Linked DNA regions of Mus musculus: regions 1, 2, 3, 4 and 5 are each linked to region 6. A link is a loop called in an ENCODE intact Hi-C map of the cell type or tissue named here. Cell type or tissue: left cerebral cortex. All regions are shown on one strand.

Region 1 (5,000 bases), 250 kb after region 6:
TAGACACTAAAGTCTCATCACATTATTGAAATGCTGGTTTTTTGTTTTGGTTTTTGGTTTCTTCTGTTTTGATAGTTCCACCAGAATCCCACATCTGCTCCGGAACACGATGGCAGCCATGCCAAATTAGAAATATAAATATAATTTTTGTTATCATCTTCTACTCAATATTGCTTGGAGACCCCTTCACCTGCCCTTCTCTGTCTCGTGCTTCCTCACCTTCATGTGGTAAGGTCTAAGATCTGCATCTCAATGGACTATGCCTGCCTGGCACCGGCTCACCAGGCTTTCTGTCAGCACTGGCCTTCCCTGTTACCCTCCCTCCCTCACACTCTGAAGTTAAGAACAGCGAGTTTTAAGCTCCATACTTGCATCTTTCCAAACAAGAGTGACTTAGCACTCAAACAATAAGTACTGCCTTCCCCCAGGAAACTGTGTCCTCCACCGGGCCCTGTGAATGGCATTTCATTCATTCATTCTTCAAACAGGTTGGAGGGATGGGAGGAGCTTCAGGCAGAACAGGGTGGCACAGTTTGCACCCCACACCTCAGCTTCCTTTCACTTTTTATCTTGTGGTGGAATCTCACCACGCTGTCCAGGCTGGCCTTGGACTTATTCTGCAGGTCAGAGAAGCCTTCAACTTGGAATCCTTCTGCCTCAGTCCCCCAAGTAGGTAGGATGAGAGGTCTGAACCACACCAAGCTTAGCAAATGCTTATGGAGTTCCCACTCACACTTCAAGCACTGGAGACAGACAAGTGACAAACCTGACCCAGACCTTCACCCTCCTAGAATTTTTAATTAAGAGAGACAGATAATAGGATAAAACTCTAAAGTAAGAGCTGCTACATGACGGTATGCTAACAGAGCAGGCACGACCTACGCACAGAAGTAGCAGGAAGGTGGCCAGCCAATGTCACTTAGGAGGCCGTGGCATCAAGGCAAGGGCCCACAGGAGACAGGGTGTGAGCCATGAGATGGTCTAAGAAAAACAAGCTCCAGACAGAAGCAATGGTAAAGCACCCTGGGGTGTAAAGGGCATGCCACACTCTGTTGCTCTGCTGTAGACTGACACGTTCTTGGGTCTAGAAGGACAGTGCCAATGAGAGATGTGATTTCTTACATTAGCCCTCCAGGCACTGAGGACATTACCGGATTCCTGAGACCTACCAAGTTCACCATAGACTTACTCTTCAGGTGAACATGTGAGTCCCAGTTCCTCACAGACACTCTGTGGTGTAGTTGAGTGGAAACCTACACTGTGGTGATACTGAACCTAGAGGTCTGCTAAAAGGATTGTGATATTGATGTAGGGGGTCATGTTGAGAGATTGAAGGATGTTCAAAGTACCCATCCAGGTGTGTCTGAGTGTTTACAGAGGAGATGGGCATGTGGGTCAGTGAACTGAGTGACAGAGACCTGCTCAGACTCTGGGAAGCACCAACTAAATGTCTAAGCACCTGAATGAATAAAAAAAAAATCAAACAGGAAGAAAGGAAGGCAACTTCCATCCCTCTATGGGCTCCCTCCCAAGTCAGTGTGCTGTCTGATGCCACTTTTAGGCTTGGACCAATGATCTTTAACCTTTGACTTAAATCTGCACTAGGGGCAATGAGTGGAGGTCCCTCAGGTCTTTGGTCTCAAGCTGAGGGAGTTGAGGTTATACCTTGGGTCTCTCAGACTTCTGATTTCTTAGATGAAGCCATACACCAGCTTTGCTGGTTCTGCAGCTTGTAGGCAGCCACCACTATGGACCTGCTCAGCCTCTGTGACCATGAGAGTTAGCTTGACACACCCATCCTTTTGTGTGTGTGTGTGTGTGTGTGTGTGTGTGTGTGTGTGTGTCTATACCTATATTTATATTTACATAAATACACAACTTTGCCACTAGAGGTCTCTCTCTCCCCAAACCTCTTTTTCTAGTTTCATGTAACAGAGACTGGCCTTGAACTCAGTATGGTAGATCCAAGGAGTCATAGGATCAGGAGCTTGTGACTCCTTGGAGTCTACCTCCCAAGTGCTGGATGCTAGGCATGCCACAGCACAGCCATTTATATGGCCCTGGCAATGGAACCCAAGACCTCACACATGCCATAAGCAAGCATGAGCCGCATATACCAGCCCCCACTGGCTCTCCTCTGGGAAAGCCTGGCTAATACAAAGATTTACTACTTTATTAACAAAAATTGTGTGTTGTCTGACTTCAAGAATGTTCATACTATTGGAACTCGGAGCCATTTCTGTTGATAATGGGATAAATTGGTTTTACCAGGTTTCATTGGAAGTTGCTTTCTGAAGCTGAAATTTAATTTGCCCCCCCCCCCTACTCATTGCAATATTGTACTTCGGCCATGTTTAATTCAATCCAGTGGTTATTTTCTGAAACCTGGGGAAAGAAGACACATTCTGAACGGAGAAATGATAGGAAAACAGGGCAGCCTGATCCCTGCCCTCACACTGCCTGAGGCCAAGCCCAGAGCAAACAGAACGTAAACTGCACTGGGAGCAAACTGTATCTGCAACCTGCAGTCTATTCAGCAGGAGGCCCAAGACCATGCACACAGGGGACTACTCCTGGCTCACATAGCAGGTCTGCTGACCGTACTCAGGGAAAGGATGTGGCTATTGAGCCCAAGGGGAGCTTTTTAACCAAAAAATGGGATTGCCTGCACCCTTCTATCTGTTTACTCCACTAATGTCGTCCAAAAGCCACATCTGCAGTCGCTGCAGAAAACAGTCAAGGAGGAAGTTTAGAAATCACTGCAAAGACTGTGGACGTCCCTCGTGCTTACTCAGAGGCATGGAGCAAACTGTGCTCCCTCGTGGATTTACACCATCAAGCTTCCCCTTATGGAGATACTGGAAATAAACCCTTGGTTGTTGACAAAAAAAAAAAAAAAAAAAACCCAAAGGAGAAGGGACAGAAATTCTGGATTTATCATGCAACATGTTCATCGCTCAGAATACTAAATTCAGCTTTCTTCTTCTACAAAAGAGATGAATCCAAGTGCCCTAGAATGTTTTTTCTCCCTCATCTCAAAGGAAGCAATGCAGCCACCTGAAGCCTAGATACTATGGTTTTAATTTCTTTAGGCTAATTTGATTTAAATCTCAGGGATAACACAGGTCAGAGTCTGGTGTGGGTGAAAAGCCAAGTGAGTTTCCTAAGAGTCATAGATGTCCCCAGGACTGTGACCAGAGGAGAACACTGGTCCCTTATCACTCTCCTGGCTTTATATACAAAATATACACTCTCCTGCGGTTAGGAAAGTATTCTAGGAAGCAGCAGAGAGGCAAGGACCATTCCCTACACAGCCTCTTTAGATTTAAAAGTCTCACACATGCCCTGTCTGAACATAGCCACTCCAGCCAGTCTCATCCTGACCAAACATCAAGGTGCAGGCAAAAAGGCAAGAACCCCCAATCAGGTGGCCTCCTACCAAACACCAGGTATTTGTGGCACAGATCCCCTGGAGGATGGGCAGTCAAGAGGAGGAGTCCAGCAGCTAGTTTAGATGGGTGACGGGTTTTCTGGAATGTAACGCAGGAGTGTGGTACTGCCAAGTGCAGACCAGCAGCCTGAGCCCCTGGGCTAAGTCAGTGAGGGTGGAGCTGCAATGTTATGGAACCATCCTGGCTAAAATGAAGACACGAGAGAGAGAGAGAGAGAGAGAGAGAGAGAGAGAGAGAAAGAGAAAGAGAAAGAGAAAGAGAAAGAGAAAGAGAAAGAGAAAGAGAAAGAGAAAGAGAAAGAGAAAGAGAAAGAGAAAGAGAAAGAGAAAGAGAAAGAGAAAGAGAAAGAAAGAGAAAGAGAAGCTGTGTCCCCTCCTTGGCTCTCAGTCTGTTAAGCAATGGTCCCTAAGAAACTAGAATTTCCCCAGCAGTCTCAAGGTGAAAGAAGGAAAACATTGGACAAGGTGCCAGCCTCAGGTGGAGCCTGTCCCTCAGGAAAAGGCCTACTCCAAAAAGGCAGGGGACAACAGGGGCTCTTGGAATCCAAGGCTGAGGTAAGAAGGACCTTCCAACTTTGTGGTTTCCATTCTTTTCATTCATGATTTTAATGCTGACTGTCCTTCATTGATACCACTCAAGATCTCAGAGGCCATTCCTCTGACAGCCCTGGGGAATGCTGGGTAAGAATCAGTCTACCACCACAGGGGAATGCTGGGTAAGAATCAGTCTACCATCTTCATTCCCTGAAGGAACCAACACATACAGGGCTCCACTCTGTGGCTCTCTAACCTCTGAGTATAAGTCTCCATGGGAATATTATGAAGAAAAATGGTTCTCTTCAGAGGTTTTTGGAAAAAAAACCCACAGTTCTGAGGTCTCTGGAAGTCAAGTACAGAGAGCCACCATCACTCAGTATATACAGTTCCCCTGCATACTAGGCCCAAGAGACAGCAGGGTCAGATTCAGCCTTCGTGGTGGCTATTATAGAACACTCAAAGGCTCCCCAGAGTTTCAGCCTGACCCTAGATGAGGTCACTGCTGCTCAGAGAAGAGAAAAGAACTATCCAAATGCAGCAACCTTCTAAAATTCCAATCTCAGCCCCAACCACACACAACCTTCTATTACCACTGCTGTGGTTTTGTCCTTTCCAGAACGTTCTATCCTGAAATCATCATCTAGCATGCAGCCAGGGACAGCTGAGTCCATTTCTAAGGAACAGATTTCAAGGTTTCCCTGGGTCTTTCCATGACTTTCCATGGACAGTGGATGGCATGCCATTGTCTGTAGGTAGCAGGGTACATCCACTCATCTTCTAAGGGTTGCTTGTAAGGTTTTAGCGATAAGCAGTGGAAGTGCCACCTGTCCCTTCTCACATAGCTCTCAGCACAGTCACGGGGCCACAAGAAAATGTCCCACAGGACACGCTGAAGGTTGCCATGCAATGTCCAGAGCAAGTGCTGGCAGCAACAACAGGGTCATCCACACGTGTCTTCTGAAGTCATGATTATACTCATGAACAGTGACTGTGCTGGATAGCTCATGTCAAC
Region 2 (5,000 bases), 140 kb after region 6:
GCTGGGAGGGAGAGAGGAATGGAGGAAGAGAAAGGAGAGGAATAGAAAGACGGATGCAGAGGAGAAACGGGGTGCGGTAGTGGATTACAGTGTGTACCTCTAACCAGATTTCCAAGTCCTAAATCTGACTCATGCTTGTGACCTTATGCAGAAAAGAGGTCCTTGTAAGCATAGCCACTGTAAGGATCTCAAGATGGACCCCTCTTTGGGTTGGCCCACTTCCAAAGACTGATGTTCTATCAGAAAAAGGAGAGGGAGATTTCCCCACACAGACAAGGAGCTGAGGGGTATCTGAATATTGACAGAGACTACATCCAGGCTATTACAAGCCAATGATAGTCAGAAGCCACACCAGATGCTGGTACGGTCTCTCCTATAGGCTGAGAAGGAGTGCAGCCTTATAGATTCCCAACCTCTGGACTCCAGAGCTGTGAGATAAAAATACTTGCTGTTTAAAGCCACCAAGTTTGAGACAATGTGCTGTGGCAACCACAAGGCACTAACCCATTAGGAGGTCCCTGTATGACTGAATGGAGGGCCATGGTATCACAGTGCCGCTTTTTAGTTGCTTCTTATGTGATTCTCGAGAAGCCTGAGGAAACTAGGAAATGCAGGGTGCTCACAAATACTAGAAGAGCCATTCAGCAGCTGGAAACTAAGGGAGTAATTCGAGATTCAAGGTTCAGCTGGCACTGGCAGCCCAGAGCCAGTCTCCCCCGCAGGCTGCCCTTGGCCACAGCAAAGTGGAAGCAGGGTCTGCCACAAAGAGGTTCAGACACGTAGCTCCCCATCCTATCAGTAGGGAGGAATCTATTGCTGCCTCAGTTAAAGCCTTGGAATCTTAGGTGTCCTATGTTCAACTCTGAGGAGTTGTAGACATGATTTATTTTTAAACTCCTGGAAGGGGCCCTGCTTTAAGAGGCCCTGGCCCTCAAGTGCCTCCTATACCCATCTCCTATTCTTCTCAACACCCCCTCCTGCCCAGTACATTCTAAGTATTAAAGTTGTGGGGGTTTTTTTTTCCCACAAAAATCAGTGGTCTTGGATGGGAACATTCAGTCTCCATGAAGTGCATGACCACAAATTGCTAACCACTGCAAAGCACTTTGGCAATTTTTATATCTTCCCAAAAGGAAGAACAAAGCCTTCCCAGTCAAGCAGAGCTGAGTCCATAACACTCAGCACTAGCAGGAGTAGAAGACACTGGGGGAACTGGAAGCCAAGAGGGGCTGGGCGTGTTCTCCAACTTGATTCCCTAGAACAGCTTCTGGGATGGTTCATTTATAGGGAAAACCACACATATGCATACACACACACACACACAACATGTATACACATACATACACACAGAGAGAGACAAAGACATAGACACACACACAGAGACAGACAGACAGAGACACATATGGACAGACACACAGAGATAGAGAAAAAGACACAGACACAAACACACAGACACACACAGAAAGACAGAGATACACACACAGACACACAGAGATAGAGAAAAAGAGACAGACAGACACACAAACACGCAGACCTACACAGAGACAGCAACAAACACACAGAGAGATGTGCACAGATACAAACACACACAGAGAAAGACAGATACACACACAAACACACACACATAAAAAGACACAAACATAGAGACAGATACACATACATGTACACACACACACACACCAGCAGCAGCACTCCCCACAGGAAGGCCAGTACACCTAGATAGCAAGTTACCCTCAAGCCATGGAAATGAGGGGTAAGCACGCACAGGAACAGACAGTGCCTGACTCCACAGAGGGAGGCAGTAGTGGCCAGAACCCAGCCATGATAGCCCGGATGCTGCTTAGGCCCTACCATACTGTGACCCTGTGCACCTAGAACAGCCATCTGCAGGGGCAGGGAGGGCAGGAAGAAGCCCAGAATATGTGTGTGTGTGTGTGTATGTGTGTGTGTGTGTATCTGTGTCACAAAAAACATCTCTGCTGACAGGCTCACTGGGGTGGTGGAAATGATTGCTGATAGACACAGAGCTCTGCTGCCCATGACCACAGATAATTGGGCCCTGCCTCCTGCACTAGTCAACAGGCTTAGTGCTGAATACATTCCTATTCAGGTTCCAACCTGAGAGAAATGTCAGAGAGGAATTAGGAGGTGCTTAACACAAAGCCTGGGATGAAGATGCTGGCGGCTCTCCAGCAGCCTCGGCTTGTGGTTCAACAGCCAAACCAAGCTCTGCTGCTGTGCTCATTGGGCCAGGAGGGGGGAGGGTCAGGAAAACCTGGATCCGGCTTGTGAGCATGCGAGTCCAAGCCCAGCTCAGTCTGGGGTTTGCAAAGGCATCTGCCTCCCTGAGTAAGAAGTTAGGCTGTGCCAAACAGGCAGTTTCTTCTCCAGAAACAGTGTGTGCAAAACCCACTCACTCCCCAAAACCCCGGGCATGGGCGCCTTTGCTTTTATTTCCCAAGCTCCCCAAGTCAGGGTTTTCCTCCAGTCCTCCATTTCTGAAGAAAGTGTTCCAGACCTGTCCCACTGCCAACTGAATCAGACTGAAGACCAGCACTCAGCACACTGCCGGAGCTGTGTGCCTGCCATGTTTTCCTCCAGTCCTCCATTTCTGAAGAAAGTATTCCCGGTCCGTCCCACTGCCAACTGAATCAAGCCGAGGAGCAGCGCTCAGCACACTATCGGAGCTGTGCGCCCGCCGACTTCTGTGGGCAAGAACCTTCTCTTTGTCAAGAGTTCTAACATCCTGCCTTCAGTATGCTCTCTTGACACACTTTCTCCCACCCCACCATCTGCCATGGGTTTATCCCAAGCCTGCATGGGTTTTTCTCTTCCTGTTGATGAGAACCCAGTGGAAAGCTTCACTTCACCCATGTGGTCCCAGAGGGCCCCTGGAGTTAGAGTGCAATACGACACACCACCAACAGGAGGCGCCAGGTGTGGCTGCAGCGTGCAGGATTTTAGACACGGGATAACACAAACACGCGATGTGAGCTCTTTTAAAATTCTGTACTCGGCGGACCAGACGTTATCTCCCTATACGATTTAAGCATTTGCAAGGAAGTATGTTGGAAATGCAGCAGCACACAGGAGCTGTCTGCAAATGGATCTCTAAGGAATAAGGCACAGTCCTCAGCATGCTGCCTAAAGCAAAGGGGCTTTTTAAAAATTAAACCTGTCAATGGAAAATATGCTGGCTCTCATTACTAAGCACGGCCCAGGAGCAGTAAAAGCCTGAAAAGCCAGTGGTTTAGGAGCTGTTGGGCTGCTATAATATTGCCATGTGCCACGGGAATTGGAGAGGACACAGCCAAATTACCCAACCCCCTGGGAATATAATTTCTCCATCCATGCTGACCCACTTGATATACGGGGAAGAAAGCTAGCCCTGAAGGATGCCCTACCTTAAAAGCCTGAGCAGTCCCAATGGAATCTTCAAGCAACTTCTCCTTGGGCAAAAGCAGAGAGAGAAAGATCTAGAAATGCATTTGGGATTAGGGGAGGGAGGTGTGAAGCTGGCCAGAGGTTTCCCTCTGCAGACTCTCTTGAGTTCTTATTGCTCGGCAAATCGATTCTTATTGTTCTTAATTCAGCACGCCCAGACAAATGCATGATCATTAACCACTGCTACTGAACCCACCACCCAGCAATGAGGTAGCCATCAGCAGTACCCAGAGGGGTCCAGGTTTGTCTCCAGGTGGGTAAACTGATGTCTCTTACCAGTACCCACCTAAAGTTTTCCCCACCGCTCCCATGGCTCATGGTTACTAAACCCTCCTTGTTTAAAAGCCTCTTCCCATTCCTGGCTGGGCTCTAGGTCTCTGCTTGAGTCTCCAGGACCCAGCCAAGCAGTGAATTTCCACTGAAGCTGGCATCTAACTGTAAGCTGCCACTCCTCTGGCTTCTCATGATGGCCAGAAGCAAATTATATCCCTGATTGTTCCTGCCACAGAAGGTTTCTGTCACCTCTGCATCAGCGGAGTTGAGCCACAAGAAAGAGAATGTGACCAGGATTCACCCAGTCTCACTGTGCTCTACCGCTCAGTGATGTGAACTCAGCATGACCCACAGGCCCCATCCCTGAGCAGACTGTCCAGTGCCAGCAACCATCAGGCGAGCCCTAGCATGTCTACACTATGCCCAGATGCACTGAGGTGGTGTCCAGGGACCTGATGCTTGCACAGAACCTCTCAGAGGAGATAGCAGGCTTGGATGCTGCAGCCTCCTCACAGCACTGAAGGCCTACAGGTCACATCTGTGTCTCCACTGTGGTCACCACTCTGAAGAGCCCAATCTTGATCATTGCCAGATCGGTTCAGATTGGAACTCCAATTATCTTCTCAGTGCACGAGTCTCTGAATTTATTTAACCCATGGGAGCCTCTGAATCTTTAGCACCTTAGTGAGATTATAACCTATGCAAATACTTTAGTGCACACTTGGCAGAAAGGCGATTATTATTTGTTGCTGGCTGAGGTCCTAGCTACCTAGGGCCTCTAAAGCAGTGAAGAGTCGAGGAATATTATAGGATATACGAGCCAAGCTCCAGACGGAGAAAGCAGGAAGGTTTCTCTACAGATGCCATCTTTTTTTAAAATTTTTTTTTATTACATATTTTCTTTTTTTTTTAAAGATTTATTTATTACTTATTATTTGTAAGTACACTGTAGCTGTCTTCAGACACTTCAGAAGAGGGAGTCAGATCTCATTACGGATGGTTGTGAGCCACCATGTGGTTGCTGGGATTTGAACTCCGGACCTTCGGAAGAGCAGTTGGGTGCTCTTACCTGCTAAGCCATCTCACCAGCCCCACATATTTTCCTCAATTACATTTCCAATGCTATCCCAAAAGCCTCCCACAGCCCCCCCTCCCCTACCTACCCATTCCCATTTTTTGGCCCTGGAGTTCCCCTGTACTGGGGCATATAAAGTTTGCCTGTCCAGTGGGCCTCTCTTTCCAGTGATGGCCGACTAGGCCATACAGATGCCATCTTGCAGACA
Region 3 (5,000 bases), 170 kb after region 6:
GTGCTGGCTTGGATGACCCACCACACAAGTCCCCTCCTCACAGCTGACCCATTCCTGACCTCATCTGATTCCATCTTTCCAGCCACCACCAAGGCAAAGACCTCATGGCTTGGTCTGTCAATCACTGGGAAGGGTCCCCTGCTGATCAATGGCTCCAAACAAATGTCAAAAATTAACAACATCATATGGCTGAAGTGAAGTTCATAAAAGGCCCCTGCTTATGGGTTCCTGTCTCGTTTCCTTTTCTATGTGCCTCACCTCTCCTACTCCATAGCTAAGGTTGGCGATGTCCAACCATACATGAAATGACAATCAAGGCTTTAGTGCTCTTGATATCACAGTGCAACAGGCTGGCAAAGCCCCGTGCACACTGAGCTGACGGAACAGGCATGGACAGTTCCACTCACACTGGCCTGAGCCTGCCACTCACACTCACACTCCCTCCAGTACCCCTAGAAACCCTGCTGCTTTTCTACCCCAATGCTCAGCCTACCACACTTCTTGGGGCCTTCCAAGCTCTCAGAAGGCTCTGCCTTCTCTGTGAGCATTTATCTGCCTGCTTGCTTCAAGAGAGGGACAGAGTGAGCCCCCTGTGCACATTGTCACTAAGCATCTGTCTCAGTTCAGCACAATGGTTCTCTAAGACAAGGCTTATTCTGTCCCCTGAAGAAAACACCACCATGATCCTCGATGACAGCAGATGCTGCTAAATATCCAACCTAGAACAATGGCCCAAAGGAGCACCTTATCCAGGCAAAGGCAAAGTGGCCTTCCAACTCAGCAAATGCACGAAGGCATCTCAGAGCAAGCAGTAACCTGAGGACCTACATGCCATCCTATGAGGACACGCAGTGAGGCTATGGGGATGGGACTGAACTGCCCTGTGCTGGGATGGGGATGTTAGGCATGGGAAGAGTAGAAGTAAGAAGAAGAAGGGGTTGGTTTAATTAAAAATAAATATCATGATAAAGCAAAAAAAAAAAAAAAAAAAAAGAACCCCACATGTAAAAAGGACAAAGACTACATCTGAGAAGCTGGTAAGAGGTTTCTAAAAGAATTCCAGAAGGAAGTCAGAAGGGAGTGCCGCCATGATCTTTGTCTTTGGGGAACAGTGTGCTTTCTATCAGAGAGTGGCTGCCATGGCTTGGGGGAGGCACACTTTCTAAATGCAACCTTTGATCAGCTCCATAAACCAATTTATTAGGTTACTATATTCATTTTTTTTTAAATGAAAGGCAACAGACTCTAATAGAACCACCAGACTGCATTTCCTTCAACAGGACAAATGCTGGGTTTTACATGTACGCTCATCAGTTAGCAATGTAATTAGCATTTTATATTGTGGCTGCTGTCACCAAAAGTCTATAAGGTTTTAGCAAGTGGGGAGGGGAGGGATTCTATTTTGGGCACATGCTAAGCCCACTCAGTTCTGATCACTGTCCCTTCTCATTCTTGGAGTCTGCACTTAAATTAAACAGAGAATGGGGGTGGGATAATCGAATTGGAGGGAGGAACCACGCTAGCAGGTTATAAGTGACTGAACTGGTAAGATTGGAGTCTGACGGCATGGGCAGCTGTGTCCCAGCATTTTCTCTGTAGCCTCTGGCATGAACACTGGTATATTTCCCTTCATTACCGGAGCACTGGGCACACAGCACTGCTCGATAGCTACTCATGCTCTGTAGCCCTCGATGTGCATAGGGGAAGCTGTCTAGAGTCACGTGCTCCACAGGCAGCTCTTGAGGGCTGGGATAAGATTTGGTCTACCACAGCAACCCACTCCTGACAGCATCTGCTCAACAGCACTGGGTGAGACTGCGCTAAAGGGCATCGGAGGACAATGAAGGTCTAGTTCTCAGTCCCATGTGATGCTCAAACCCTTCAGGAAGAAACTGATTGCAGTTCATTGAACAAAAGTGATTCTAAGGAGAAAGGAATTTTAAAAAGATCCAGGTGGGTGTTTCCAGGGAACAAACAGCTTGGAATGTTGTATGCCTCATGGCCTAAAGGACAGGTTGGCTCAAAGAACTTGTCAAGTCCTTTTATAGACTAAGAGTCTCTTGGCAAGTTAACGTAGGATATCGAGCCTGGACCTACTTTGGGGGCTCAATCTGGCTCTTGGAAGCACAGAGGAGACTTTTTCTAGTCTGGACATCTTGAGAGCAACCAACACGTTTAATCCAAAGCTGCTGAGCTATATTTGAAGTCTAACTATGCGCTAACTGGAGCAGGCTGGATGCCCAGAGGGCTAGATTTGGAGAAGCAGTAACTAGTCAAATCAACAAGGTTATGAAGTCGCTGCCTCGTAAGAAGGCCGGTGTGCAGGGGAGGAAGGGAGAAGGGGTTGTTTGTCCTTCTCATCTCGCTTCAGGCTATCATCCTTCCATGCCCAAGTCTATCGTACTGGTGTCTATGGTGGGGCATTAAAAATCCCTTATCGTGAGCACACGAGAGATAGTGCTGGGCCTCAGGATGGATTTTTTTCAAAAGCTTAAATAATCTGTGGGGAAGTTGGTACAAGATGCCTGACTCCAAAGGGTTACATCTAATCCAAATTCAAAGGATTGGTCAGTGGTTAATCTTAGCTGTGCAAGAATCCTGGCTAGCCCAATGTCCTCACTGGTGAATTTAAAGGCAGAGATAAGAACCCCTTTCCTTCAGATACTTTACAACAATGTCTTCACTGTTCCTGTGTTTGGCCCACAACCTCAGGTCTCTGAGAGGAGGGAGTGAGGAGAAGCCAGGACTAGGCTGTTGGGCTCTGTAGGCACCATGGTACCCAGCAGACCAGATACACTTCAGCTCCAACCCAGACTCAACAGGCTTCCCTTACCATTTTCCAGCAAATGCTGAAGGAGTATACATCATCCTTGGGTTACCCTGAGCACAGTATAGCCAAGAGGGCAAGTTGACAAAGTGCCCCAGGAACAAGAAGGAAGCCATGCTTTGGGTACTCCAAAATCAGACAGGAGCAAAATTAGGTTTTAAAAGTTTCATCCATCTCTACATAGTCAGCCTCTTCTTCATTCTAACATCACATTAACTTCACACATAGTCAACCTCTTCTTCATTCTAACATCACAGTAACTTCACACATAGTCAGCCTCTTCTTCATTCTAACATCGCAGTAACTTCACACATAGTCAGCCTCTTCTTCATTCTAACATCACAGTAACTTCACACATAGTCAGCCTCTTCTTCATTCTAACATCACAGTAACTTCACACATAGTCAGCCTCTTCTTCATTCTAACATCGCAGTAACTTCACACATAGTCAGCCTCTTCTTCATTCTATCACAGTAACTTCACACATAGTCAGCCTCTTCTTCATTCTAACATCGCAGTAACTTCATATGCAGTCAGCCTCTTCATTCTAACATCACTTTAACTTCGTACCACCCATCTCACTTTTCTGGGAAATCAACCATGCACTGAACATAAAACATACCTCCACAATCTGCAGCAGTACCTGCAGCATCCCAACCCCACTTATCTCATTAATCATCAGTATTTCAATTTTAAAGCTGGGCAGGAATAGAGAGGCTGAACACAGAGGGATACTGAAATAGGACTTCACAAGTCTGGTGGGAGCAGAAGGTCTTGAGGTTGCTGGGATGGGACCCCGTGGGCCTCAAACACTTGACTCTCTGAACTTCAACTGTCTCACTTAGAGACTGAGAGCAATAAAGCCAGTTTGCATGGTTCAATGAGGATGCATCTGCAGGATATTGGGCAAAAATCAAATGTCTGTAAATAGTGATTATGCCATGATGTCTTGTCCCCTTAGAGAGATGTGTGTGTATTGGAGACCTATCCTGTGGCTGCCTCAGAAGTTTCCCCAGGGCCACTGATGGTCAAGCTCTCAAATACTGTCATGTTACACATGTCCCTGCTCCTCCCACATTCCTTCTTGCTGCATATGGTGAACTAGCCTCCCTGTTAACCAATGAGAGATCCTACCTCTCCCAAGAGCAAACTGTCATTGGACTCCTTTGACTTTTTATATATCTCAAAGTGATGTGTTTCTCTCCATCCACCCACATCTTTGTTCATTAAGGGCCTAGATAACACGTCTCTTACCTGCTTACCCTGCTCACCACAGCCCAACCTCTACTTGCTGTAATTTTTCAAAAGTACAGTCCTAATGTTGCCCCTTCCCTACTTTCAATTCACCACGGGTCACCTGCCCCACTCTTGCAAGTGAAATCAACAACACCCTTTAATGGGATTCCTGAGGCCTACGGTTTGTCAACTCTCTCCCAGTGTCATCTCCCACCGTGGCCCTGCCATGTGCTCCTGTCACATAGAGAGTGACTCAGAGGTTTCCCCTGTGAGTCACACCTGTCCCTGTGAATCACACCTGTCTCTCTCACACAGGCTGACCTCTCTCTTTTTGGAACCCTGTTTTTACCCTGCTCCATGTAACTCATTTTCAATTGTTTGGCTGCTTCTTGTGTATCATTTTATATAGGAAGCGTTCCCATTTGAATCCTGAAACATATGTCCCTTCCGATATATTCCAAATGATGGTTTGTTTACTCATCATTTTCAGTAGCCTGCAGCCCCTTGAAGAGAAAACCCCAAGGGCCTTAAACACCAATCGGTTCAAAGAAGGAACTTCAACTTTTGTTGGATGGATGAATGGATGGAGAAATGAGCCTGCCCCAAGGAGAAATCACTGGTTAAATGTGGCTGTCCAGTGACTAAGACAACCCCAAGTACAATACCAGGAGTACATCAAAGACAGGCAGCACATACCTAGGATGGCCACCACCTCGTCATCCTGGATCACCTCCAGGGAGCCTGAGACCACGAAGCAGAGGCTGTCCACACTCTCTCCAGCATGATAGATGAGGTCCCCTGGGGCACAGTGCACTGTCTGGAACTCCATGGCCAAGGCCCGCAGGCAGCCATCGCTGGCCAATCGAAAGGCAGGGTGTTCTTTGAACACTTTGCGGTTCAGGTGCACGCAAATGTCGGCTCGCATGTCCTTGGGGCA
Region 4 (5,000 bases), 100 kb after region 6:
AGGTTTGATGGACATCTCATGACTTAACACTGCTGTGGCCAATGCTGAATGGCCCAGTGTTACAGATGGGGAAACTGAGCCCCGGAGCAGGGCACTCATACCCCCTAGCTTCCTACTCAGAAACAGTCAGCCTGGACCAGGAGAAAGCAGTCCCCCTTCAGCCTCTTCTCACACAGGTCTTACTGGCCTGCTGAGCCAAGCACAGCAGGCTACCTGCCTCGGGAAGCACTGCCAATTTCATTTTGCAGAGGAGAAAAGTGAGGCTCAGGAGTGTGCCAGCCAATGATGAAATACCTGGAAGGTTGGAGGAGGTCCTTAACTGGCACAGCCTGCTCTATCAACTCATATATGACAAATGTCATAGGAAGATTAGGTGCAGAAGAGAAAGGCCGCCCCCATTTTTGGAAATTTAGTAAGGAAAGAGCGCGCGCGCGCGCGCGCGCGCGTGTGTGTGTGTGTAGGGATGGTACAGAGGTGTGTGAGTACAGGTATGTATGTTCATGGCTATGTGTATGTGCAGGTATGTATGGGTGTGTGTATGGCACTGTGTATATATGTGTAGGGTGTATGTGACTATGAATAGTTGTATGTATAGTTGTATGGCTATGTGTATGGCTGTGTGTATGTTTGTGGGAGTATACACAGGTATGGGAGTACAGGTTTGCCTGTGTGCAGATGGGTATATGTATGTGTATATATATATGTGTGTGTGTGTGTGTGTGTGTGTGTGTGTGTGTGTGTATGGAGATGTGCATATGTATGAATGTGTGTACTGTGTATTGTGAGAAAGATGTTTAATATGTATGTGAATACAGATATTGTGTGTTTGTATGTATATGTGGAGGTGTGCATGTGTATGAATGTGGGGTGTATATGAACATCTATGAGTATGTATGCATATGTGTGTATGTGCATATAGGTATGTGTATGCATGTATATAAGTGTGAATGTGTAGTCAGTCATGTCTAGATAGATAGATGTGTGTGAACACAGGTGTTATGTGTGATGGCTGTGTGTATACAAAGGTGTGTGTAAATGTGAGGCATATATATTGGTGTGTATGAGTGTAGGTATATGTGTTCATGACTGTGAATGAATAACCTGTGTGTGTATGTAGAGGTATACATGAGTGTGAGCCAGGCATGTGTGTTCATGACTGTGTATGAATGAGCCTATGTATGTTTGTATGGGTGTACATGAGTGTGTGTGAGTGCAGGTATGTATGTCTTTGTATATGGGTTTGCAAGTACAGGTATATGTGTGTGTGATGTACATGTATATATGTGGGGTTGTATATGAGTGTGTGCATATGTATGCAAGTACAGAAATATGTGTGTATGGTTGTAGACTGTGTATATGCATAGGTATGTGTATGCACAGATATATATGGGATATATATGAATAAATTTGTATGTGTGCAAATGCATGTGCATGCGTGCATTCAGGTACACACAGTGACTGCACCGAGTGAAAAGCACTGAGGTCAGGTCCCATGTATATCACTGCAGGACCAACACCTGGAGGGGCTGGTAGGAATGAATAAGTGTACTGAGCCCAGGGTGGTGAGAAGCCAGGCAGACAGCAGGTGGGTAGGGTCCCCAACCCACCCCAACCCCACTCTGCCATGAGATCTCTGACCCATCCCCAGCATAGAAACATGAAACCTTTGTCATCAGTAGGTATCTATAAGTCTGCCTGTAATGCAGCAGGTGGGCATTTGGCCTGGCTTCACCTGAATCTCTCCCCAGAGAGAGATATTTACATCAAGAACTCTTGAAGGACAGGGACTGCTTGGCAACTGCTGGCAGCAAAAGCCCCAAATAGACTGCCCAGTGCTGCTGCTCTGCTCTCTATAAAGTCAATAAAGAGGCCAAGGCTCCAGTGAGGCGTAGCTCTGTTCTCTGGGAGCTGCTGGCTGCACAGCACTGTGGTTGGGTGGGGAAGGACCAGGGTTACATGGTCAATTCCCCACCCCAGCAAGCAGTGCTTTCTAGAGGACCCTCAGCCCTAGGAGAGATGGAGACTGTTCAAAAGGCCATTGATGTGTCTGTTCCTTGGGACAGAAGCAAAGCACCTTCCTGGCTGCTGCTCAGAATGGCAGCAGAATCTATTCAGACCAATTGTCAGGCTCTGCAGTTTTTCCTCAGCAGCTACTGCACCCAAGTGTGTCAAGGTGTCAGGTTGATATGTGATCCAGGGTCACAGAATGTGAACTGAATGTAACTGCGGGGATTAGCAGCCACCAAGAAAAAAGTAGCGAATTGTCCAGGTGCTTTCTTCTCAGGATCTGCTCCAATGGCAGCACCCTGCAGGGACAAGTCCCATGGACATAAGGTTGGGACCAAGAGAAGAGACTTCTGTCCTTCCTGAGCGAGCTTTGTGTGGACAGGAAGGAAGGGTGGGTCCCTGTGCGCTGAAGTTTCTTAGTACCTAGCAGCATCCAGAGCTCCAGCACATAATACTTTCTCTCTATGTCTGTCTCTGTCTCTGTCTCTCTCTCTCTCTCTCTCTCTCTCACACACACACACACACAACCGAGGACCTATTGGACTTTCTTCTCTGCAAACTGTGGCTACCCAGGAATCCTGAGGTTCACAGTAAGAACATTTCCCTTCTGTGCCTGGATGTTTAACAAAACAGTAAACATCACTAGACCTTGTATTTATATAGTGACCATCATTAACCATTCTTCTATTTACAGTTCCTGTAAACTGCCCCTTTAAGCTTGCTGATTTTATGCCCAGCTTATACGCAGTTCCTTTCCTTTCTCCAAGGGGAAGGAACAGATTGGCTTTGTCTCACCCAGCATCGACTCTCCCACCAAGGCTGAAAGCCCAGTGCTCAAGGCTGCATGCTGACGTATGTCATCATTTAGACTAGGCCAGCTCCATTGTGGGAAGATGTCTTTCTAGGACAGCAGAGGCTTAATGTGAAACATTCACACTCCCAAACTCCAAATGAGAAGTCTTGGTTGGGTAACTTCAACATCCAGACTTCTGATCATCTCCCATAACATGGCTGCCATTTCAGGATTGGTTGGGGAGGCATTTGTAAAGGGGAACCCATAGTCATGACTAATGTAGTTCCATGGACAGAGTGTGGACAGAGAACATACTGTTGCCTCACTTTCTCATGTCTAGGGTAAAGAGACATGACACCATCTGGTGGACATTAACTATCTCCTTCCTAAGTCCTAGAGAGTCACAGTTGTAGATTCAAATTCTAGGCATGTGTGATAACTCAGGGGAAGAAGGGTTTCTTTGGCTTATAATTCCAGATCATAGTCCACTATCACGGAAAGTCAAGGCAGGAACTTCAAACAACTAGTCATACCATACCCACAGTCAAGAGCACAGGGAAATGAATATGTGCAGGCTCACTGGCTTCCTTGTGATCAGCCTGGGTTTTCCACTCAATACAGTTCAGGACTCCTGCCTAGGGAATGACAACACCCACACTAGGCCAGGCCTTCCCACATCCATTAACTTAAATAAGACAATCCCCACATACATGTTCACAGGCCAAAGCAACACTACGCAGACAATCCCTCATCAGGGCTCTCTTCCTAGTTAAGTCCTGGTGGGGTCAAGCTGACAGTCGAAACTAACCACCTTGGTGTCTGCAGTCAGAAAGAAGAGAAATGAATGCTGGTACTCAGCTCACATTCTTATTTAGTCAGGACTTCAGCCCAAATGTTGCCTCCCTATTTTAAGAATAGGTTTTTCCGTCTCAGTTAACCAAATCTACAAAGTTTCTCACAAACAGACACAGCTAGAGATTCATCTCTTAGGTGACTCTAGATCTTATAAACTTTTGCTGACATCAATATTAATCATCATTATGTTCAGTAGTCTCAATTTCTCCAACTCCATCTTGCTTCATGGCCATCTCACAGGGGCACAAGCAGATAGATGAGAGAGTAGGGGGTGGCTGGTTGGTGGTCTCTCAATGGTCCCTCACTGAACTCTGAATGCCTAGCATGCCAGAAAGAGAGCTCTGGAAATAGCAACCTCAGATGTCATCGGTTAGAAAGTGATCCCACTAGAATGAGATGACCAACCCAAAAAAATTATTCTTACAGAAAGGGGAAACTGAGATACATGTAGGTTCCCATGGGAAAGCATAATGTGGTGAGACCAGAACTAAGGGTGACACCACAGAAGCCAAGGGGATGGAAGATGGGTAGCAGCAGTGAGATTCTCCCTCAGATGCCAGAGGAAACTGACTCTATAAATGCTTGACCTTGGACTTCAGTTCCAGGACTGGGTTAGCTGGTTTGTGCTACTTACACCTCTCCATTTGTCATAGCAGCTGTAGCAAATGAATCCAGATGTCAGAGAGGCCACATGAAGTTATGCCTGTATGTATATAATAATATGATTCTCTCTCTCTCTCTCTCTCTCTCTCTCTCTCTCTCTCTCACACACACACACACACACACACACACACACGTGTGTGTGTGTGTGTAAATATATATATATATAACTAGGAAGAGGCTAGAAATGGTAGAATATATGGGTGGAAGGATAGAAGGCTATATATGGAATAGTAGACCCAACTGTTGTGTAGGTGTTGTGCCTAACTTTTCCCAGCCCAGAAACCTCTGAAACCATGCAAGGGAGAGAGTGCTGGTCTGTTGGGTGAGTCTTGGGGAAACATCTCACAAAAGACAGAGAGATGTGCACTATACAGTTGCAGTGGAAACTGATCCTTGTGAGCATCCTGTGGGACAGATATTCTCAACCTTGTTTTACAGAAAATGGAGCTGCCCCTTGTCTCAGGCTACATTGTTAAGAAGCAGCAGGCTTGTGTCTACCTGGCCTCAACATGGGCTCTCTATCCTACAGACCTGATTTCATGCCCAAGTCAGTGACTTAGGTATACTATGTCTTTACCTTGTTCAGTCCAGAAGTTGGCTGCACCTCTGTAGCAACCAGAGGACAACCAAGGATCATCTCAAGGATGCTGCCCTCTGCCATAATGCTAACTTCATGATGCTG
Region 5 (5,000 bases), 320 kb after region 6:
ACCAGCATTCTAGAAGTAGATTTAGATGCTAGGATGTTTTTTGTTTTTTTTTTTTTTTTGCCCATGTTTCATGTTATGATTTGCACATGTGTGTGCACATTTTCGCATGTGTGTAGGTCACACGTGTTGGGGTACATGAATGTAGTTGTGTAGACCCACACAAATTGATTTTAGGAATCAACCTTGCTTACCCTTATACCATATTCACTGAGGCAGGGTCTCTCAGTGACAGAGCAGAGCTCACAGCTTCAACAAGTCTCTGCAGTCCCCGGCTCCAGGGCTCCCATCTCTCCCTCCCACAGCTAGAACACGGGCTGCTGACTAAAGGCAAGCACTTAACTGCTGAGCAAAAACATTCTCTTTGCATTCTCTTTACAAGCCTGTGGAGAAAGCTATGAAGGATTGCTTGAGACAGATCCAAGCATCCGACTTAGGCTCTTGCGTATGTCACTCTGCTGTGAACTCTTAACATCATCATGACATTGTGAAAAGCAGAAATAACATGGAATTCTGTAGAGCAAGCACTTTATTTACAGAAAATCAATACCCTTAAGAAAATTTCCTGACCAAGAGACCATTTTACATCCAGTAAGCTATCTGGCTACAATCGCCATTTATAGTAACTACAGCGACAAGTGACTGATTATTCATATTGATCAGAAAACTCCACGAGATTGATCACCTTCCTCCCCAGGAGGTGAACATGGCAATGGATTCCCGGCAGGAAGTACAGTAACAGCTTTGACCCATCGAAGCCTCGCCTCATGCGGGTCCTTCAGTATGTCATTCTCTGTCTCTGGGGCTTAGGGGAGCTGGGGAGATAAGTAAGTCTCCAATGTGCTACCTGCGCAAGCATGAGGACCTAAATTCAGAGTCCAAAACCCTCACAGAGAAGTCAAACCTGGTGATTCATTCATGTAATCCCAACACTGGAGAGGAAAGACAAAAAGATCTCTGAAGCTTGCTGCCTAGCCAGCCTTGCCTGCTCAGAGCCAAGCCAATGAAAGCCAATGGGGGGGGGACGGGACAACAGTACTTTAGGAATGACAACTGAGGTTGACCTTTGACCTTCACACACACATACACGCACACACGCACACATGACACACGCGCATGTGCGTACACACATGCACACACACACACACACACACACATACGCACACACACAACATGCATCTTCTGGGCTCAGAGTTAGAGCGGGTATGTAGACCTTGCCTGGCTCTAGTTCCACACTCAGTGCTTTCTACAAGCTTGTCCCAGTATGGAGAGCAAGATGCTCATCTAGAATGAGCTGGTCTGCAAGTCCTAGAACCATAACACAGTGCTCCTACCAACTTCTCTGCCCTCAGCAGTATGGGCAGGTGTTTCTAGTATCTTCCTGTGGTCAGTCTGTATGAGTCAAGATTAGGGGGGCAGAGAGCTAGCGGCCTTTCTACCATACTTCCTAACCCGATTAGGGTGTCTAGTGCTGTGATGAAACACCATGAGCAAAGCAACTTGGGGAGGAAATGGCTTTTTGGCTTATACTTCCATATCACTGTTCTTCATCAAAGGAAGTTGGGACAGGAACCTGAAGGCAGGAGCTGATGAGAAGCCATGGAGGGGTGCTGCTTACTGGCTTGTTCCTCATGGCTTGCTCACCCTGCTTTCTTATAGAACCCAGGGCTACCATCCCAAGGATGGCATCACTCACAATGGGCTGGGCCATCCCTCATTAATCACTAATTAAGAAAATATGTCCTTCGTACCTACTTATAGCTGGATGTTATAAAGATGGTTTCTCAATTGAGAGGTACGCTCCTCTCAGATGACTCTAGCTTGTGTCAAATTGACATTAAACTACACAACCCACTTCCTAAGGGTAGGCTTGTATCTAAGTGCATGTCCTGGCTCCATGCTCAGTACTGTTCACAAGCTTGGTCCAATGACTCCCTCAGCCAGGATGAGGTCCTCTAAGGCAGATGCCATTTCTCCTAGTGTAGTATCACTGGCTCATGCTCTCTCCATCCTCTCTGCAGGACATCCAAGCAAGGCAGGTCCTAGGTGCTCTCAACTGTCCTACATGGACAGGGCTGGGTAAGCTCCCGCCCAAAAGAAGACAGTGCTCAGAAAGCCAGATGGGCCCATCCATCACATTCCTCTAGTGTTCTTCATCCTGGAGTTCTCTGCTGCACTTTTTAAACCCCCACAGTCTGCCTATGAGAGTGATAGGAATGGGGAGGCAGAGGCTCAATGCAATGGAGGGGAAAATGACTCACCCTACATCACAGCAGGGCTGAGGAAAGAAAGGAGATGTGGGCGGCAGGCTGCCAGCTCTGCGTGTGCAAGTCACACTCTGCTCTAGACACCTCGTGCAACAGTGACACACACGTTCATCATCCGGAAGCCCCAGGACATGAGAAGGCATGTCACTCACACCCAGGCTGGGAAGTAGATCACAAAGGTGAAAGGTTTGCTCTTAGCCTTACTGCAGTCTACAGGAAGGACACCTGACCACAAATCCGGTTTTCAGATTCAATATTTCTTCTTCTATTGTGTGTCAACTCTCCTAAGAAACCCAGGCTCCCAGTTGAAGGTACCATCTCCCCTCCCAGGGTTGACCTTCTCCAGAACATCTCATTAAGGTCCTGGTCCTAGCTGCATTTCTATTGGTATAATTAAAAACACACTGTGACCAAAAGCAACATCAGGAATAAAAGACTTCATGAGGTGACACTGCCAGGCCATGGGCCATTGCAGTAGAGAGGTCAAGGTGGCAGCAGCTCACTCTCTATCCACAGTCAAGAACAGAAGCAAATACATCCACGCTGCCCTGCTGGCTCTCTTCCAGCTTTGTCTGCTCCTATACAATGCCCCTCTGCCTAGGAACCCACGGTGAAATGGGGCTTCCTATACCAATGAACAATCTCCCATAGACACCCCCACAGGCCATCCTGACATAGATTATTCTTCATTTGAAAGTTTTTTTTCCCCCAAGTGATTATAGGTTGTGGCAAATTAACAGTTAAAACCAACCATCAAGTCACCAAACCAGCTAGGTTGGCCTGAGTCTGTGTCCCCCTTAAGAGTCATCAACCCACATAGAAGGGAGTCAAGAAAATGACATCGTACTGAGTGGTTTTGCTCAGATGGGTAAGAGGCTGTGATTTCCTATGCTCAGCCTTTTAGCCTTTTAGCTTAGCTGTCAATCTTGGCTCATGGTTTCAGCTAAAGCTGAACCAAGAGACTCTGCATCTTTCAGCAGTCACAAGTCTATACACTGGCCCTACACTCACCCCTCCTCCTGCTTCAGTAGAGGGCATCCTCCCTATCAAAGGCTAACCCCTCCACCTGCTCTGAGCCTCATCTTCTCCTACCTGCTCCGGTGTCTCACCCCCATGCCTTCCCATGATGCTTCCCCATCCTTCCCCTTAACCTTTCTGTGGACACAAGTTCTTTCCATCACATCTCAGACACAAGTCAACTTCCTTTTTTTTTTTTTTTTTTTTTTTTTTTGGCTGCTTCCCTTTGTAGCCAGACTCTTTGAAGAGGAGTCAGTGCCTTCACTTTTTGCTCTCAAGTACCAGCCTCATATCTTATCTGATCACTGCCTTCAGTCTCTAGAGACTGCCAAGGTCATCAGCAATTGCCATGAGGCTAAATTAGACTCTCTCATTCTCTCTCTCTCTCTCTCTCTCTCTCTCTCTCTCTCTGTGTGTGTGTGTGTGTGTGTGTGTGTGTGTGTATGTTCAAGTGTGCAGGATGGGTGACAAAGATATACATGCATGTGGAGTTTGCCTTGAGTATCTTCCTCAATTTCTCTACACATTTGAGGCAGAGTCTCTCAGACTAGCCCAGAGCTCACAAGTTAGCTAGCTGTAGCCCCAGGGATCATCTGTCTCTGCCTCCAGAGTGCTGGCATTACAGGCAACCACCATGCCTTCCCGGCTTTTACATCGGTTCAGGGGATCTGAACTCTGCCTCACTCTTGCACAGCAAGCACTATCTGCTGGCCATCGCCCCGCCCACACACTTCTCCCTTCTTGAAACACTCTGTTTCTCTCTACTCTCTCCAGCCCTTGGACCACAGAGACAAGCAGCTCAGATCTCCCTTCATGAGAACTAATCTGTCACCAAGGGCCACTACCTCTGTCACCAAACAAACATGACTCGGGATCTATTCACAGCGCTCCTGCTCATTCTTACAACTGCATCCCCGGCTCCATCTTCTATGGAAACTTTAAGTGTATAATTCAGTATAGTCAGCTATGGGCACAGCTATGGCAGATCCCCAGGATACCCTGTAACTGAGACCATAAGTCTTCTGTCCTCCCTTCCTGAAGCCTGTGGAAACTGTCCTTCTATTTTTCTTTCCTTTGAGCTTGGCCATTTTGAGTTTCTCATACAAGTCCAATCATATAGTACTTTTCTTTCTCTGTGTGGCATAATAGCCTTTTATGTCCACCTTTGTTGTTGCAAATGGTGGGACTTAACTGTACTTTAGTAATATTCTGCTGTAGGTATAAGTATGTGGTCTGATTTTTTTTTCTACTCATACTCTGACGCACAAAGGTTGCTTCCATGCCATGGCTATCATGAACAATCTGTGGTGAGCACAGAAGGCAGGCATCTCCTCAGGTCCTAATTTCAATTTCCTGGTATAAATTTTGGCAAAGTATAATCTCATGGATGCTCACAAAACACTTCAATCCACATGACAGAGACAAGAGAGAATGTTACATACTGAGGCTGCCACAGGCAGTCACAGAGAGAAATAAAAACCAGTCAAGGTTTCATTAGAGCATTTAGCTACAGGGAGTTTCCACAGATGTCTGTGCCTGGGAGTGGGGTATTAGGTTATGGTTACTATCTTAGTTTGGGTTTCCATCACTGTGAAGAGACACCATGACCAAGGCAACTCTGATAAAGCAAACATTAGTTGGTACTGGCTTACAGCTTCAGAGGTCTAGTCCATTATCACCATGGGAGGAAGCATGGCAGCCTCCAGACAGACATGGTCC
Region 6 (5,000 bases):
TGCAGCCTTTGGTGTAGTTGAGAGGAATGCTGTATGCAAGCCAGCTGAGGACCAGAAGAAGGTGTGTATGCACTATACCCAGAGAGAAGCCTCTAGAACATTGATGTTCATGAGGAAAGGAGTTGATGTGAGCTGAGCTCTTGGTTCCCAAGGGGCTTGACTTGGGCAGAGCCCTGATGAGTTAGCAGCAGCACTGGATCATCAGGAGGGAGAAGCCTGGCCCTGTAACACACAACTTAAATTGGGATCCTGGCTGCTTGTTGAAGTCCAGAGACTAACATGACATGAAAGGCAACTGGAAAGACCAAAAGGTCTCCATGTAAAGGGCTTGAGTGTCACACTTAGAAATCTGGAAATGCAAAGTCCTTAACCAAACAAACATGTTAAATTAATATATTAATACCATATGTCAGACCAACACGCTGGAATAGCTCCAAAGGCTAGAGCAGGCCTATTCTTATAAACAGCATGTTCCTTGGTGGGCATGACTGGTTGGTGCCCCGTCTGTGGTCTCCCCACCATGGCATCATTAATAAAGCTGGAAACGGCTGTGCAAACCGTTGCCTATGTATTTTCTTCTCAGTGGCAATCCGAAGCCCAGGTCTCACCCTCTCTGGTTTACAGGTAGAACTCTGAGAACAATTCCCCTTCAGCTCAGATATGTCAGCCTCCATAGACTTCCCTTTGCTGAGGCTGCCCTGGAGGGAGGCTTTAGGACAGCATCTGGTTTCTCCTGGAAGACTGACTTGTGGCTTCAGCTCCTTTTCCCACCAGCTCAGCTACAGCAGGACAGGTCTCCTGCTCTCCTGCCACTGTTGTCCTAGCTGAGAGCGAAACACAGACTTGCAGAGCAGTGCCTCATGGGGGAAAAAAGCTCTTGTAACATACCCACTGAAAGCTCTCTCTGGGTTTCCTTCCTAAGGCTGAGTCTCTTTTCTTACCCTCCAAATTCAAATTATCTACTGGAAACAGCAGGGCTGGAGCCGCCAAGATTCCTGTTGTTGGGCCCTTTGCTTATTCCCTAAGTAATATGCTCATACTAAGTGCAGTATATTTTTATGTGTTTATATGTGTGTGTGCTGCGCTTCTGTGTGTATTGCATGTTTGAGTGCTCATTTTAAAGCTTTGAGAAGGCACGGAGCATAGGACTCCTAAAATAAAATCCTTCTAAAGTGTCTCACATCTCTCCAAAGACCTAGAAATAAACTCCGCTTAAAAAAGCACGCCGAGCAGCTGCTGGCCTTGTTTGAGATGAGCTGGGCTGGCAGCCGCGTGCCTGTAGCTACCCACACAAAGTGAAGAACGCGCTTTAAGTTGAGTCTTGTTTCCTCTGCTGTTGGCCCTGTTCCTGTAGCAGGTTGGAGTCAATGACAGAATGACCCTTGACTGTCTCTTATGAGGGTGACAGAAAAGACCACAGTATAAAAGATGCAGGGCCTTCACCAAGCTGGCTGTGCTCTTGAAAGTGATGGTGTTGGAGTAATGGCATTGTTGGTGCAATGCCATGATAAGAAAACATTCTTGCCCTGTGAGGGGAAGGTGAAGGATAAGGCATATATGTCATGAGACTTACTCATCAGTATACAGGAGCACAGAAAAGCAGCAATGGAAGTCACTGCTTCTTGTCTCCTCTGAGGGTGACACCTGTGCTGTGTATACTATGGTTTCTACTTCTGCACAGAGAGCCTGTACTGTGGTTCAGTCAGAGGAAGACTAGCAGGGTGGACTCACATATCTTATTTGTGTCGGAGGTTGGAGGGTAGAGTTGTCATTCTGAGGGACAAGATACCTGGGGCTGTTGTAGCTCCCAGCTTTGATTACAGATGAGACAAGATGGACACTGACTGGGGTTCTTTCAAAGTGTTATACTTAATAATTGCTTCAGCCCTTCTAGGTCGGTTCATACTCGAGGTTCACAGTTGAGGGGACTGGAGACAGGGAAAGGCAAGTATTTAGCTCTACTCTGTGGAAGTTGAATGCAGTTCTATGTGATCTCCTCGGAGCATCCTAAATTTCAGACACAAATGATATTCCTGGATAAGTCCCTCCTACCCCATATGAAGCACATGACCATCTGCTCTGCGTGTCTTGGCTGCTTGTGCACATTAAGTGACTAAGTGACATTCCAGCTCTTGAACAAGTTATAAAGTATGTGTGTGATGTGATGTGTGTGTAAGTGATGTGTGTGAGCCATGTATGTGATGTGTGTGTGATGTGTGTGTTGTGTGTGATGTCTCTCTCTCTCTCTCTCTCTCTCTCTCTCTGTGTGTATGTGTGTGTGTGTGTGTGTGAGAGAGAGAGAGAGAGAGAGAGAGAGAGAGAGAGAGAGAGAGAGAGGTGTATTTCTGAATGTATTTACTCATGCACATATGAGTGTATGTGCATGTGGATTCTAGAGGACCATGCTGGGTATATGCCTTAGTTTTTGAGACAGAGTCTCTCCCTGAACCAGGAGCTCACCAGTTTGGCAAGGCTGGCTTGCTGTCAGGCTCAACCCCCTGCCCTATCACTGCTTTCCCAGTGCAGAGGTCACAGGCAATGCTGTGCCCAGCCTCTTACATAGGTTCTGGGGATCTAAACTTAGAATGTTTCACTCGCATGACAAGCACTTGACCCTCAAAGCTCTCTCTCAAGGCTCCAAAACTTGAACTTTAATTGTAGGCCCACACAGTTGTGGATGAGATAACTAATCTGAAAGATCAATCTAAGTGAATTGGGGCTCACAGAGGCAGATAGTCACATGTAACTTAAGGATGGAGATGTAGATATTTTATAATGATGTGAACTTTATAGTGTGAACTTGTACAAACTGAATGGCTGTCATATCACCAGGAGACAGACTCTTAGGGAACCACCATGATGTCTGCTGGCTCTACTTGACAAGAGGTGTTGTTCAGTGAGGGTGTGATATCACAGATGTCACACCCCCAACTCCCACATCCATTCCCTAACAGTAACTTTGAATTCTCTTAGTTTTCCCGTTTTTACACCCATTTTAAAAAAATCTATACTAACTCATTCGTTACCTTTGACCTATAGAGGCAGTGGGTTTCTGGGTGAGATGTATTTCCCTGTCTCTCAGTGTGTTTACATTGTTACCAGTGGAGTCTGCCAGGATGGAAACATTGTTGGCCTGCTCCCCACCTCAGCTTGTATCCTCTTTGCTGGACTGACCAGGTTGCCATCACTACTTCTTTCCAGACTCTCCTGTTGGAGTGCAAACTCCCTCAGATGGAAATCCCCATGGTCAGATGGTCAGCTGACTTCTGATGGCCCTTCCTGAAGCTCTTATCTCCTCTTTCTGTGGGTACCACTGCCCTTTAGACCTGCTGTCTGTCAGATGTCTGATCTTCCTGTCTCCTTGCTACATCCTGTTCCTGTTGCCCAGGGACAGCTTGCCACTGTACTCCAGCTGTACTCCACACACACCCTACTGGGTGATTTGCTGGGACACACCCTTTAGTATCTTTCTTAGAGAAGAATGCTGGGAAATACATTCAAGAGACCTTTTGTGTCTTTAAAACTGTCTTCTTTTACCTCACACAGTTGGTATCTGATATGGGGTTTTGTTGCAATTTCTCTGGCAGTTGTTGAAGTTCTGTGTCTTGTGTCTTTTACCTTTGCTGTTGGGAAATGACACTTCTGTTCTTGTTTCTTTGTATCCACTGTTTTCTTTCTAGATACTTTGATGCACATTTTTTTTTCTGTTCTCAAATTTCATAGCACCTATAACTTCCTCGGTTTAGAGTTTCTCAGGTACAGTTTATCTGGGCGGGGGTGGGGGAGAGGGTGTTTGCTGGATAGTTTTATGTCATCTTGACACAAGCTAAAATTATCTGAAAGAGGGAACATTATTTAAGAAAATGCCTCCATAAGATAGGATCATAAACAGGCCAGTAGGGCATTTTCATAATTAGTGATTGATGGGGTAGGGCTCAGCCCATTGTGGGTGGTACCATTCTTGGGCTGGTGGTCCTGGGTTCTATAAGAAAGGAGGTTGAGCAAGCCATGGAGAGCAATCCTGTAAGCAGGCTCCCTCATAGCCTCTTTATCAGCCCCTGTCCCCAGGTTCCTGACCTGTTTGTTGAGTTCCTATCCCCATATCCTTCAGTGATGAATAGTAATATGAAAGCATAAGCTGGACAAACCCTTTCCTCCCCAACTTGCTTTTTGGTCATAGTGTTTTGTTGCAGGAATAGAGAGACCCTAAAGCAGGTGACCTTCATTGTGTGGGCTTGGAAGAGGAGGGCACCGTGCTCACTGCCCAGATCTTTTACAAGCTCCCTGTTTTCTTCTGTGGAGCATGTCCTGTCTGTGCCACCTCCTGTCCTGTGTATAAATGTTTTTCTTCTCTTGGGGAACTAATATTTGGGTATTTTGGCTATATGGACTCCTCATCTTCTGTCTTATAACACTGGCTTGACTTTTCTTACCTGCTTCCTTATCTAAGGCTCGGTACCCTTTTCAGATGTGTGCTATCAGTTACACAAGGTTTGTGAAGGAGCACAGATATCTAACCAGCAAATCGTAGAGGGTTTTTTTTCGTGAGGTCACTGATGGAACATTTCAGAATGCGTTACCTCTCCCCACTTTCAAATTTTTAAAGGTCAAGGTTTCTTAAGAGGCAGACCTTCCTCTAAGCTGCTGTTTTTGGTTGAACAGGATACTGTTGAAGCCATTCTTGCCATATCCTAGGCTATTTAGTAGTCCTGAGGGATTTCAGTGTAGCCTGGAGAGGGAGGCGCCATGACTGTGAGCAGCTGTAACTTGGGCATGATGGTCATCAGACTTCCAGCCTCTCCCCCATGGGTCTTGATTGTTTATGCTCAAGGGAGGTGGCCAGAGTATAGGGTCACTGAGTGGAAAGACTAGAATTCCCTTTCCCACCCCCTTTTCCTAGCTTATAATTCATGAACTTAAGCTCTGTAAAGAAACGCAGAATCAAGTCTGAGATGCCCTGTTCACCTTCTTCCCATGATGCAGCTGGTGTGCAGGTATTC

Evidence for each region. A loop is a pair of places that touch in the nucleus more often than their neighbours do. Peaks named below come from ENCODE experiments on the same cell type or tissue, not always from the same donor. Only the 100,000 strongest peaks of a DNase experiment are listed, where the experiment ranks them.
Region 1: a loop joins it to region 6, with 3 times the contacts of the local background. A loop is called at or near these places in 3 of 42 quality-filtered maps.
Region 2: it touches region 6 in a loop (3-fold over the local background); 4 of 42 quality-filtered maps call a loop at or near these places.
Region 3: a loop joins it to region 6, with 8 times the contacts of the local background. A loop is called at or near these places in 4 of 42 quality-filtered maps.
Region 4: it touches region 6 in a loop (7-fold over the local background); 3 of 42 quality-filtered maps call a loop at or near these places.
Region 5: it touches region 6 in a loop (3-fold over the local background); 2 of 42 quality-filtered maps call a loop at or near these places.

The regions. Positions count from the first base shown.
Region 1 is chr1:192,329,227-192,334,226 of GRCm38, reverse strand. The region is part of intron 6 of Kcnh1 (potassium voltage-gated channel, subfamily H (eag-related), member 1); the gene reads right to left. Among named protein-coding and RNA genes, the nearest start is that of Kcnh1, 140 kb to the right of the region's middle. In left cerebral cortex, a CTCF peak has its summit at 1,884 (motif pointing right); DNase peaks (open chromatin) are centred at 2,801 and 3,332; H3K27ac peaks cover 2,233 bases.
Region 2 is chr1:192,442,090-192,447,089 of GRCm38, reverse strand. All of the region lies in intron 10 of Kcnh1 (potassium voltage-gated channel, subfamily H (eag-related), member 1), which reads right to left. Among named protein-coding and RNA genes, the nearest start is that of Gm31011, 72 kb to the left of the region's middle. In left cerebral cortex, a CTCF peak has its summit at 2,920 (motif pointing right); DNase peaks (open chromatin) are centred at 109, 273, 2,307 and 2,746; H3K27ac peaks cover 4,010 bases.
Region 3 is chr1:192,418,695-192,423,694 of GRCm38, reverse strand. It overlaps Kcnh1 (potassium voltage-gated channel, subfamily H (eag-related), member 1), which reads right to left. Exons shown (of 11, transcript NM_001038607.2): 9 at 4,760-5,000. Among named protein-coding and RNA genes, the nearest start is that of Gm31011, 95 kb to the left of the region's middle. In left cerebral cortex, no CTCF peak of the experiment used is centred here; DNase peaks (open chromatin) are centred at 1,808 and 2,115; H3K27ac peaks cover 1,541 bases.
Region 4 is chr1:192,483,012-192,488,011 of GRCm38, reverse strand. The region is part of intron 10 of Kcnh1 (potassium voltage-gated channel, subfamily H (eag-related), member 1); the gene reads right to left. Among named protein-coding and RNA genes, the nearest start is that of Gm31011, 31 kb to the left of the region's middle. In left cerebral cortex, no CTCF peak of the experiment used is centred here; DNase peaks (open chromatin) are centred at 2,868 and 4,633; H3K27ac peaks cover 3,004 bases.
Region 5 is chr1:192,264,397-192,269,396 of GRCm38, reverse strand. The region is part of intron 5 of Kcnh1 (potassium voltage-gated channel, subfamily H (eag-related), member 1); the gene reads right to left. Among named protein-coding and RNA genes, the nearest start is that of Kcnh1, 76 kb to the right of the region's middle. In left cerebral cortex, no CTCF peak of the experiment used is centred here; DNase peaks (open chromatin) are centred at 333 and 2,266; H3K27ac peaks cover 2,348 bases.
Region 6 is chr1:192,583,860-192,588,859 of GRCm38, reverse strand. All of the region lies in intron 10 of Hhat (hedgehog acyltransferase), which reads left to right. Among named protein-coding and RNA genes, the nearest start is that of Gm31011, 70 kb to the right of the region's middle. In left cerebral cortex, no CTCF peak of the experiment used is centred here; DNase peaks (open chromatin) are centred at 1,223 and 2,052; H3K27ac peaks cover 3,301 bases.